Regions from separate parts of the Homo sapiens genome. Here region 1 is linked to region 2. The links are chromatin contacts, found by Hi-C in ENCODE. All regions are on one chromosome and are shown on one strand. The core of a region is the stretch at or near the end of the contact, and the rest is flanking DNA. Distances in the headings are between cores, read along the strand shown.

What was found. Hi-C counts contacts between places; a loop is a spot of excess contacts on that map. Pooled maps may share reads with other maps.
Region 1: a map with no recorded cell type shows a loop between it and region 2 (5-fold over the local background). The contact joins two enhancer-like sites. A Hi-C loop is called at or near these places in 9 of 37 single-sample maps with no recorded cell type and 6 of 50 pooled maps.

The regions. Positions count from the first base shown.
Region 1 is chr10:44,008,015-44,013,317 of GRCh38, forward strand. No RefSeq gene overlaps it. Among named protein-coding and RNA genes, the nearest start is that of LINC02659, 98 kb to the left of the region's middle. RefSeq lists enhancers at 353-672, 2,803-2,882. Within about 2 kb of position 2,930, at least 5 of the 41 ENCODE cell types and tissues checked have a DNase peak (open chromatin) inside an H3K27ac peak, as active enhancers do.
Region 2 is chr10:43,813,884-43,818,495 of GRCh38, forward strand. All of the region lies in intron 2 of LOC105378275 (a long non-coding RNA gene), which reads left to right. Among named protein-coding and RNA genes, the nearest start is that of LINC00619, 29 kb to the right of the region's middle. RefSeq lists a silencer at 2,684-2,884. Within about 2 kb of position 2,936, at least 14 of the 41 ENCODE cell types and tissues checked have a DNase peak (open chromatin) inside an H3K27ac peak, as active enhancers do.

The sequences.
Region 1 (5,303 bases), core at 1,680-4,179, 190 kb after region 2:
TTTCAAAGGTGGAAGGAAGCAGAAAGAGAAGATGACGGCACATTCTAAAATGAAGGGAGGAGGGGTTGCAAAGGAATCAAAGCATCCCTGACCTCTCCTTCAATCAAAAAACTGTAAACAGAATATGTTTATTTATATGCGTTAGTATTTTTTCTCTTTGCAGGGGTAATTTTATACCTTTATGGAAAATCATTTAAAAGCCTTTTATCTATTAGAATTAAAAAGTATATAAGAAAAACATAAAAGCAGTAAGGGCAATGTTATTTCAGACAACTCAGAATAATTTAAATCGCCATCTGGAAAGCCCATCAGCGACAGAGCCTTCTGTGGCCTCTTTTCTCTCTCTCTCTCTCTCTCTCTCTCTCGGGCTCACAGGTCAGCCCAGAGCATCTGAACATGACCCACGTGGCCCAAGACTCGTGGTGACTTCTCACGGTGGCATGGCTCTGACTTGGAATTCCCCTGTAGAGGTCCTCCTGGGTGACATCATGTGCATTCCATGCTGTGAGGTGTTTCGAGCCTGTGAGTGTGAACTTTCTTTATGGACAGGAAGCAAAGGAAGGAAAGTGAATTTAGGAAAACAATGGTCATCTTAAAAAAGAGGTCAGATTTTAAACAAAAGTTTACCAGCCTGTTTCATATTTCTACTTATTTGGAAACAAGGCTGTTGAACTGTCCTGACAGGCTCTCTCAGACAGAGCTGGGCCCTACAATGGCGTTTTATGCAGGGCTTTGTGGGGAAATTTGGTGAAACAAGCCCCTGGGAGTTCTGTACCCACCCACGCCACAGGGAAGCCAGGGCAAGCTCTCTGCTTTTAAAGGGCTGGTGTAATAGAGCTCAGGGCTGGTGGGTTAACGGCATTACCCTTATTAACCACCTCATTTAATTCTCACCCTGGTGGGTTGTATCTCCCATCTGAGAAAACAGGCTCAGAAAGTTGTTTCTTGCCTACACTGTCAGCACTAGTGAGCGCACAGAACCGTACCTAGGTTCATTTGATGCCAAATGTTCACCCCAACAGAGGGAGGATAAAGAAGGAAGAGAATGGAGGTTAGAATGAGAACCAGTGAGTGTGCGGCCTGCAGTCAAAGTCTGTAATTGTCTCTCCTGTGGCTTGGCCAGGACAGTCCCGCTCATTAGCTTGTTTGGCCAACAGTGGTTTCTAATGAGGGGACTTGGGAAGATAGAGAGAAAAATAGCAGTCACGTGGTAAAAGTGTTAAGGTTTGTAGATGCAATGAATCAACACAGGGAGAAAATAGTCAAGTTGGGAGAAGAGAAATCACTTCCCCAACATTCAAGCTTAACTGATTTGCTTTGGGTTCAGCCTTCCACTCTTGAGTCCAAATACTACATCATGTCTGAATGTTCCTGTCTTGAAATGGTAACCTAATAATCTTCCCAGTCCTCAGGGAGATGGAGCATTGTTTGTTCCCTTCACCTTCTGCCCTTAGAAAGCACAGTCTTTTGGAAATTATCTTTGGCTCCTTGGATTTAAGCACTGAAGGCACTGCAGCCTTGTCGTGGTTCAGAAAGAACGCACGCTCTCCACGGGCCTGTTCGGCCCCCACTCCAGGAAGATGCCACTTGGCCTCAAAATATTAATGTTGGTGGGTTAAACTGGACCCTTAACCTCCTTTCCAAGTCATAACGGGTATGCAAACAGAGGGGTGGTCCTATGTGAGCTGGAAATAATGTTCTTGGCTGCCGCTTCCTTCTCTTTCTATTTTAGTCCTCAGGGACATGGCTTTTTTGCTTCTTTGAGATTTGGGAGTCTTGAGGTTTTATTGCAAAAAAAAAAAAAAAAGAATTCTGTGTGGTTTTAGAAGGCAAGTCACTTTTGAGTAATTTAAACCCTCATTTATCTAAACACGGAGGCTGAGGACCTCTTAGCGAACTGGGTCCCATGTTATAAAACTTTTGGCAAAGATTTGTCATCTATCCTGTGCTCTGCCCACACTCTTACCTAGCAAGTCCCGTCGTCATCTTTCCAAGCCAGTTTGGTCCTGCTGGTTTCTCTTCTTAGGTGTGCATTTTGTGCATGTATGTGCAGATGCCTGTGCACATGAGCGTGTGCTATACAGGAGGTCATGTTACAGAGAGCAGAGGCTGCGGCTGTTTACCAAGCCCTGCAGCCAGTGAGGTTCAGGGATAATTAAGAGAAATCTCCCTTGGCAGAAATGTGCCTGCTTGGGTCTGCTTCTCATTTTGGACAATTGGAAAAGGCAATCACTCAAGTTTTATTGATGCCAAAGAGTTTTTCACAGTCATCAATATGGGTTACAAAAATGAAGTTGTTGACATCTTATTTCTGGGGTTTTTTCTTTCAGATAATTGTAAGCCCTCAAGCATCATATATTCTGAAATAAGGCAGTTCCACCCCAGAACATAGCATTTTCAATGCACTACATGCAATTGATCTTACGGACATTCTGCCAAATTCCTGACCAATCATATCCATCTGTATCTATCAAGCGCATTCAGAGTTCTCTCGCTGCTGTAAGACAGAGGAAGAGTAAAATCTAAGAGTAAAGTCAGAGTAAAATCTGACCTTGATTTTACTCCAAGAGGTGTGAGATAAGATTTAAATTCTACATGACTGCTTTTAGCTATTTCTTAACATGATGTATATTTTGGGTATTAATTCCTAGGGTGTTGTAGAGTTTAGCTTGCTCCCTTAAGCTCCCTGTTAGTTAGGTCTTCTGGACTGCTTTGTTTTTACTCTTGGACCAACCTGGGCTGAGGCTCTACTTGGGAGCTCAGTTCAGCAGCTGTGAGCCCTGATTATCAGCTCTCTAGGTCCTAGGAACTCATTCGAATATCTGCTAGGTTTCCCAGCTTCCACGGGCTGGAAGAGGACATCTTTCCTCCCCATTTGCAGAGAGACAGCAGCCCAGGACTGAGCTCTTGGCAGCAGCCCTCTGTCCCTGTCATAGAAGGCCAGGCTCTGTGCCCAGATGATCATGATGGGGCATAAGGCTGGCTTAGCCAGTCAGGGGCTGCCCTCTGTGAGCTCAGAGGAGACTTGGGCAGGCCTTGGTGCCTGCCCCTCATGGCATGAGGAGCCATGCTGATCTCATGAAGGAGGAGCCATTTCCCCCAGGTCAGCTCCCTGAGGGCTCAGACCTGAAACCAGGTGCACAGGAAGCTGAGTCACTAGGGGCCAACACAGTTGCTCTCAGCCCTGGGGAACGCAGGGGAGCTCATTACAGCTGGCAGAAGTCCTCACCATAAAAGCAGAGGTATTTACTAGCCCAGGAAGGAAATGGAGTGACCCATATGTAGTATTACCATGGAGGAACTCTATGAAAGTCACAGTTTTAGCCATCTTTTGTTTAAGATTAAAGAGCTAAGTAGAATAATGGAATAAGTTGAAGGTATTTGTCAGGCCACCGGGATGATGTCATTTGCTTTCTGTCATTTCTAAAACTGGAGCCAATTTCAGAAACTGAAGCCACCCCTTGCCAAATTATCCTCCTCTATTCTAGAGGGTAAATACTATTCTAGACTGCTCTTACCAATCTCCACTGAAATCCATGTACACATCTATAGTTCCTTTTTGTGGAAAAGAAGTCAAAGTTTAAATAAGTTTCCCAATGCCACAAAAGAGTTAAACAATCTGGACATTTTTCTCAGACCACCTCCTCTATCATCCATCTAAAAATGTGCTTCTCCCTCCAGATATGTGCAATGCTGCAATCAGTTGCCATGGAGACCACACTCTGGCCCTGTACCCTCAACAGCATGGTTAAATAAGTGGTAATGTCAGACCTCTCAAAGCATCTTGGCGGCCCCAATCCAGGTCCCAGAGCTCCAGCCAGCACAGGCCTGGCCAGCGTGGGCACCGGGCTGGGAGCTTGTGGGAGCCTGGGTGGTCTGGTGCATCCCTGGCCAATGTTTAAATGCTGACTTCACGTGTGGGGTTGCCCTGGTGGGTTGCGGTAGAGACACTCCTCCCATGAACTGCTGATAAGAATGAACATTGTAAAAGAAACAATTTGTAACTGGCTATGGCAAACTCTTCTTTGCCATGGGTCTGGATTCATGAAATACAACATGACCCCAACAGAGCTTTAATGTGTTCAGGAGCTGGTTGTTCTTTACCTTCCTCTTGCCCCTCTAATGAGTGATTACCTGCATGCCCATACCCGCTGATGCCCAATGTACACACAGCTAGAAGTATAAATGAGTGCGTTGACCACCGAAGGTCAAAAAATATATATATATTTTTACATGATATTGCTATAAATGACAGGACTGTGGGTCTGAGCCTGCTGGAAAGCAGCTGACTTTAGGTATTCTGTCAGTGGCCTGTTGGGAAAGCCCTGCCCAGCTGGGTAGCTCCATATGGCACCATATTGACCAGTTGCAGTGTCTTTCTTCTGGATTTTGAAAATGAGACACACACAGGGATGTCAACATTGGGCCAGGGTGAGCCAGATGACTCACAGAGAGGGTCTGTGAGAAGACGCCTTTGGATAGCAGGGCGTGTGTGGGCTCAGGGGCATTTGATTGGCAGCAATCAAACGGGGATGCAGAGATGAGAAAAGTCAGATCTCCATGTGGGGTACAGGGCAGAGTGCAGAGCACACTTGCCCAGGATGGGGTGAAAGATGCCTCCTTGCAGTTGGCCTGAATTTTAGATATTTTTCATTGGTGGATGCTTTTCCCTCTCATCTTGACTTCTCTCTTAGGATGAAACCCAAAGCTGTCCTCACTTTTCCTGCCAGACAGATTTCCTTAAGTGAGCCATGTGTTGGTAATGAAATCCTGAACCCACGCGGGGTTAGACAGAACCAGCAGTGCTTGATGATCTATCAGATGTGGGTGAAGACAGAACAGAGCAAGGTATGACATGGTGCCCAGCCTCTGCTTGGCCACAGCCATGGAGGACCGGGCGAGAGAGTGCAGAGAGCGAGGTGGTGCTAATGTGCCCTGAAAAACAGTTTCTGACCTGCGTGATGATAAAATGAATCTGAAGTGCCTTTCAAAATTGTTTATTCTTCCTCCCTTTGCTGCTGTTTCTCCTCCCCTTTCCTCCTCTGCTTCTCCTCTGCAGGGCAGCACATCCATTGAATGTCTTATCAGCTTCCCTGGTGTTTTCAGGGCAAACAGGCCCCCTGATCCATCTCTTGAAGGAAAATCTTTGTTATGACATTTCTAGCTCAGAGCAAGGCATGCTCGATATAATTAATTGGCAATTCCTTGGGATGGAAAAGTTCTGCCAAAAATGTTCTGAGTTCAGGGTGAGCATGTAAATCCTTTCTGAGCTCTGATCTGCAAGCTTGGGGGCAGGAGATCAC
Region 2 (4,612 bases), core at 1,686-4,185:
GGAATTTCTCTAGGGTACAGGCACACATGCATGTTTGCATATGCCCATATACATTATATGTTATGCTATGCATACGCACATTTTTATGTGCACAGTATAAGCATGTGCAGATGCACATGTATATGCTGCGTACACATGTACATTCATATGTGTACATGTATACATGTGTGTTTCACAGGTACATATCATGTAACATGGACTAACTGAAGATGCATATATCTTGTGAAACAGCACTTGCCATCATAGGAATAGAATGTATGTATCACACCCACATGCACACACACCTGCCTAGGAAGGCAATTGCTGCATGATACGAGACATACATCTTCAACTTTGCTGGTGGCTGTTGCCACATGACTATTCTATTGATTGTACCACTTGCTGCGCCCACAAGCAGTGTGTACCCTGCTATACCCCACATGACACTGGTACTTTTGGACTTAACAAAAAATTTCTAAGCAATCCAATGGATAATAAAACTTGTATAAATATCCACTGTACATGTTAAAATATATTAAAAATATCTGAAAGTAGTATTCTTGACTCGAAGACTATGTGCACTTCCAATTTTGATTGAAAAATGGATATTTTGTAGGTCAAAAAGGATGAAATATTGGCAATGACATGGAATTCAACCTATTGCCAAGTGGTGCTCCCATTGTGCAGCTGTGGTCATTTTCTTTTTCACAGCTTTGCTGATTCTGAACATTTGGTTTTATGTATTAAGTTTGCTTATACTTTCTTATATTTTACATTAATTTGATCATTATCTTTATCTTCTTACTTTCTTAACTACTTGAAAAAAATTCTTTATGCATTGTGAATACTTATTCATTGCCATGTGTCTTGTTAGTATATTCTCCCAGCTTTTACATTGTTGTTTGATTTTCATCATGTGGTTTTGCAGAACTATGCATATCTTACATAGTAAAATTTGTTCATCACTTCCTTGATGATTAATTAATTCTGGGCATGTGTAGAAAGCCTTTATTTATCCTAATATTATAAAAATACATTATCTTCTGGTACTTTTGTGACTTCATTTATTATGTTTAAATATTTGCCACAACTGCCAATAAATTTGGTATGAGGACTTAGGTAGGAGACTACATTCCTTCTCCTTCCCCTGCCCTGCCCTCCAATTGAGCCTTTTTTTTTTTGCGGCATTGCTTGCTTATGGTGCTGAAATGTTACATTTATAAAATCCAATACTTCCATTTATTCTTGGTTGTGTTTCTGGATTCTGTTCTATTCTATTTCTTTGATTATTTCTGCACTGGAATCACTGGATTTTAATCATTCTAGCCTTTAACATCTGACTGAGCCAAACTTGCTACCTAACCCCCCTATTTATTTTTCTGATTTATAAAAAAATCACTAAGTTTCTAAAAAGGAACATGTTTGGAATGTTTTGTGATTGCATTAAATTATTTATCACTACATGACATATTCTGAGAGTTCCTCTTCCAGACAAAAGTACATCTTTCACTTTACTTCAGTCTTCTTGTTTGTCTCTCAAGAGAGTGGGTGAGTCCTTGCTAAGCAAAACAAAACAAGACCCAGAAACTATAAGGGAAAAGACTCATGCATATGAGTACATAAAAATAAAACTAAAATTCACCAATGAAAAATATGGCAGAAGTTAAATTTAAAAAAAGGTCAAACAGGAAAAATACTTGCCAAACAAGTCAGAAGAAGAACATGTCACTATTGTAAAGCCAGGGATTACAAATCTGTCACCAAAATGCCACTCAGTGGAAAAATTGACAACACACATGGCAGTCCACAGAGAAAGAAAAGACTAAATAATAAAGAGACAGCATAGGATTGCTCACCACTGAGCCTGGAAAAAGGTAAACTGTCCCACATTAGCCAGTGTGGCAAGGTAGGGGGAGGGCCTCTGATGCTTTGGGAGAGCAACTTTGTGCAATGGCAAGTGTGTGGTATTACCTGTAAAGGCAAAAGACGGAACGTACCTAAATGCCAATCTAGAGGGACTTGGGAAAATGCATGATCATTCTTCTCTAAAATAAAATACAACGCAGTTTTGAAAAAGAATGAGTGAGTCTGAATGTGCTGAAATGTATTGTTATAGCAAAGAAACTTGGATTCAGAAGAGTAGGCACTGACTGCTCTAATTTGATATGAAAAGGATACGAACGCAATGAACACAAGTGAATACATGGGCTTACATATGTGTAAGATGTCTGGAGGCCCAAAAAAACTATTCATGATGGTTACCTCTCGCAAGGAATCTGGGGGTCTGGTTGTGAGGGAGATTTGCTATCATTTTTAAATATTTAGATTTTTTTAACACGCGCTTGCCCTACTTTAAATGAAAGAGGATTGGATGACACCTTGAGAATGCATCTGATGTACGAAACATTCATGTTTGTTAAACAAATATAATAGGACATGTCTCTTGGAAATCAATTATGATTTGCAAAGTTGGCCCCCTAAGTTCCTAAGTTTTGTAAAAATTTGAATTCAATTCCATTATACTTTCAAATTTGGGGAGCAGGTGGTTAGCAATCCAGATGTGAGAGGAACTGCATGCCAGCAGTCACTTTCAGTTTTAAGGAGAGAGGCTGACTAACCTCGGTGAGAGGGCCCTTAACAGAGAATGGCGGATGTGGCTGGGGAGAGAAAGCCGCAGACACTGCTTACAGCTTTTCCTGTCACACAGGGACTCTTGCTCAGCCTCTGCTCCTTTTCCTTCGGCCTCTTAGGGATGCACATTTTTAAATGATTCTCTGCTACTCTTCTGCACTGAGAATGACTTTTGTTTCTAACGTTTTTGGTATAAGATTTTCAATTATTTCCTCCGCCCTTTGTCTGACCCAGGTTGGAGTCTATGTCTTCTTCCTAGATCTTCCCACAGTTTTGGCTGTGAGGCCATTGTGGGAGTCCCACAGAAACAGGTTGCAGCCTAGTCACTGAGCAATTGCTCATATATCCTTTGTGAGTTCCGAGAATGCCGAGAGCTTTCCAGAGTAGTCTGGAGATAACATCCTGGACCTGTCCACACTTACTTTTGAAACAAAGCAGATGTGCCATAATTAGTGGTTGGTTCCATATTTTTTGGAAGACGTAATATTTTTTCCTGAAAGAATGCACAGAACAGATGCATTCCACTGCAGCAGGCTGAGTGTTGTAACAGGAACATGCACAGGAGTTTATGGGAATGGAGGTGAAGGAGACTGGGAAGGGTGCAAAGGAGGAGGATGAATTGTCCAAGTGGAAAGTGGTCCCAGAACAGAATTAGAGAAGGCGGAGGTATGACAGAGTGGAAAACAGCCTCTAATGGAATAGGCCAACTAGGTTAAAAACACACATGTAAGAAGCTCCCAGGGGCCTCTGCACTAACAAGGGATCTTGAGGATATGAGAGTGATGGGGATGTTTTCCACTCCTTCCCTTCTGCTAAGTCATTCCCTTTGGGCACAGAGAGACCTGGCTCTAAGGTAGAGTTCCTACACTCACCAGGTGTGTGTCAATATGGAAATCTCTCCTTTTCTAGAGACCCCACTTCCTCATCAGCAAAATGTAAATATTTAGCACCAGTTTCACAAAATCTTGTGCCTGGCACGTAGTAGTTGCTCAATAAATATAAGCTTCCATTTTCTCTCATGAATTCCTTTAGTGTAAGTACTACTTGTTCATCCACTTGGCATTCAAAGTCTTCCGTGTTTTGAATCACTCATCACACAAACGTGACCTTCTAATGTCTCTGAATGCTAGACTTTGACTTTAATAATAGAAATGACTAATAATATCTTAGCAAGACACTTCTAACTCGGAGTTAGATCCTTCTATCATATGCACCCTGTGATGCAGCTGGCCTAGGACCACTATGGTCCCCAAGAGACAGATGCAGAAATGGAGGCCAAGGCCCAAGTGCCTTGAAAGGCCACTAAGTTAGTGACCAGCTAGCCAGGACTCAACCCACTGACTCTCTTGCCTGAGGTGGCTACAGTCCTTGTCCGGCAGGTCATTAAACATCAAAATCACAGGGTTCTTCCTTTCCAAACGTTCTTACTTTTTTGCCTGTGGAAACCTATTCATTTTCAGGGTCCATCTTTTTTTGTGTGTGTGTAAGACAGGGTCTTGCGCTCTTACCCAGGCTGGAGTTCAGTGGTGTGATCTCAGCTCACTGCAACCTCGACCTCCTGGGCTCAAGTGATCCTCCCACTTCAGCCTCCTGAGTAGCTGGGAATACAGGCACACACCACCATGCCTGGCTAATTTTTTTTTCATTTTTGTAGAGATAGGGTTTCTTCATGGTGGGCCCAGGCTGGTCTTGAACTCCTGGGCTCAAGCAATCCTCCTTCTTCAGCCTCCCAAAGTGCTGGGATTACAGGCATGAGCCACCCTATGCCCAGCCTAGGGTCCATATTAAGACTTTTATATTTCAGAATTCTTCCAACACCAGTGTGATGGGTGTGTGTGTGTGTGCGTGTGTGTGTGTGTGTGTATGTGTGTAGAGAGAGAACATGTGTGATCTGAATGTTCTGGCATTTGTGTAGACACCCTTTGGGGATTCTGGCTATGCCTATATAACAATTTCTCCTTCGTGGGAAGAAAGCAAGGGTAGCAGGCTGTGACCGTGCTTT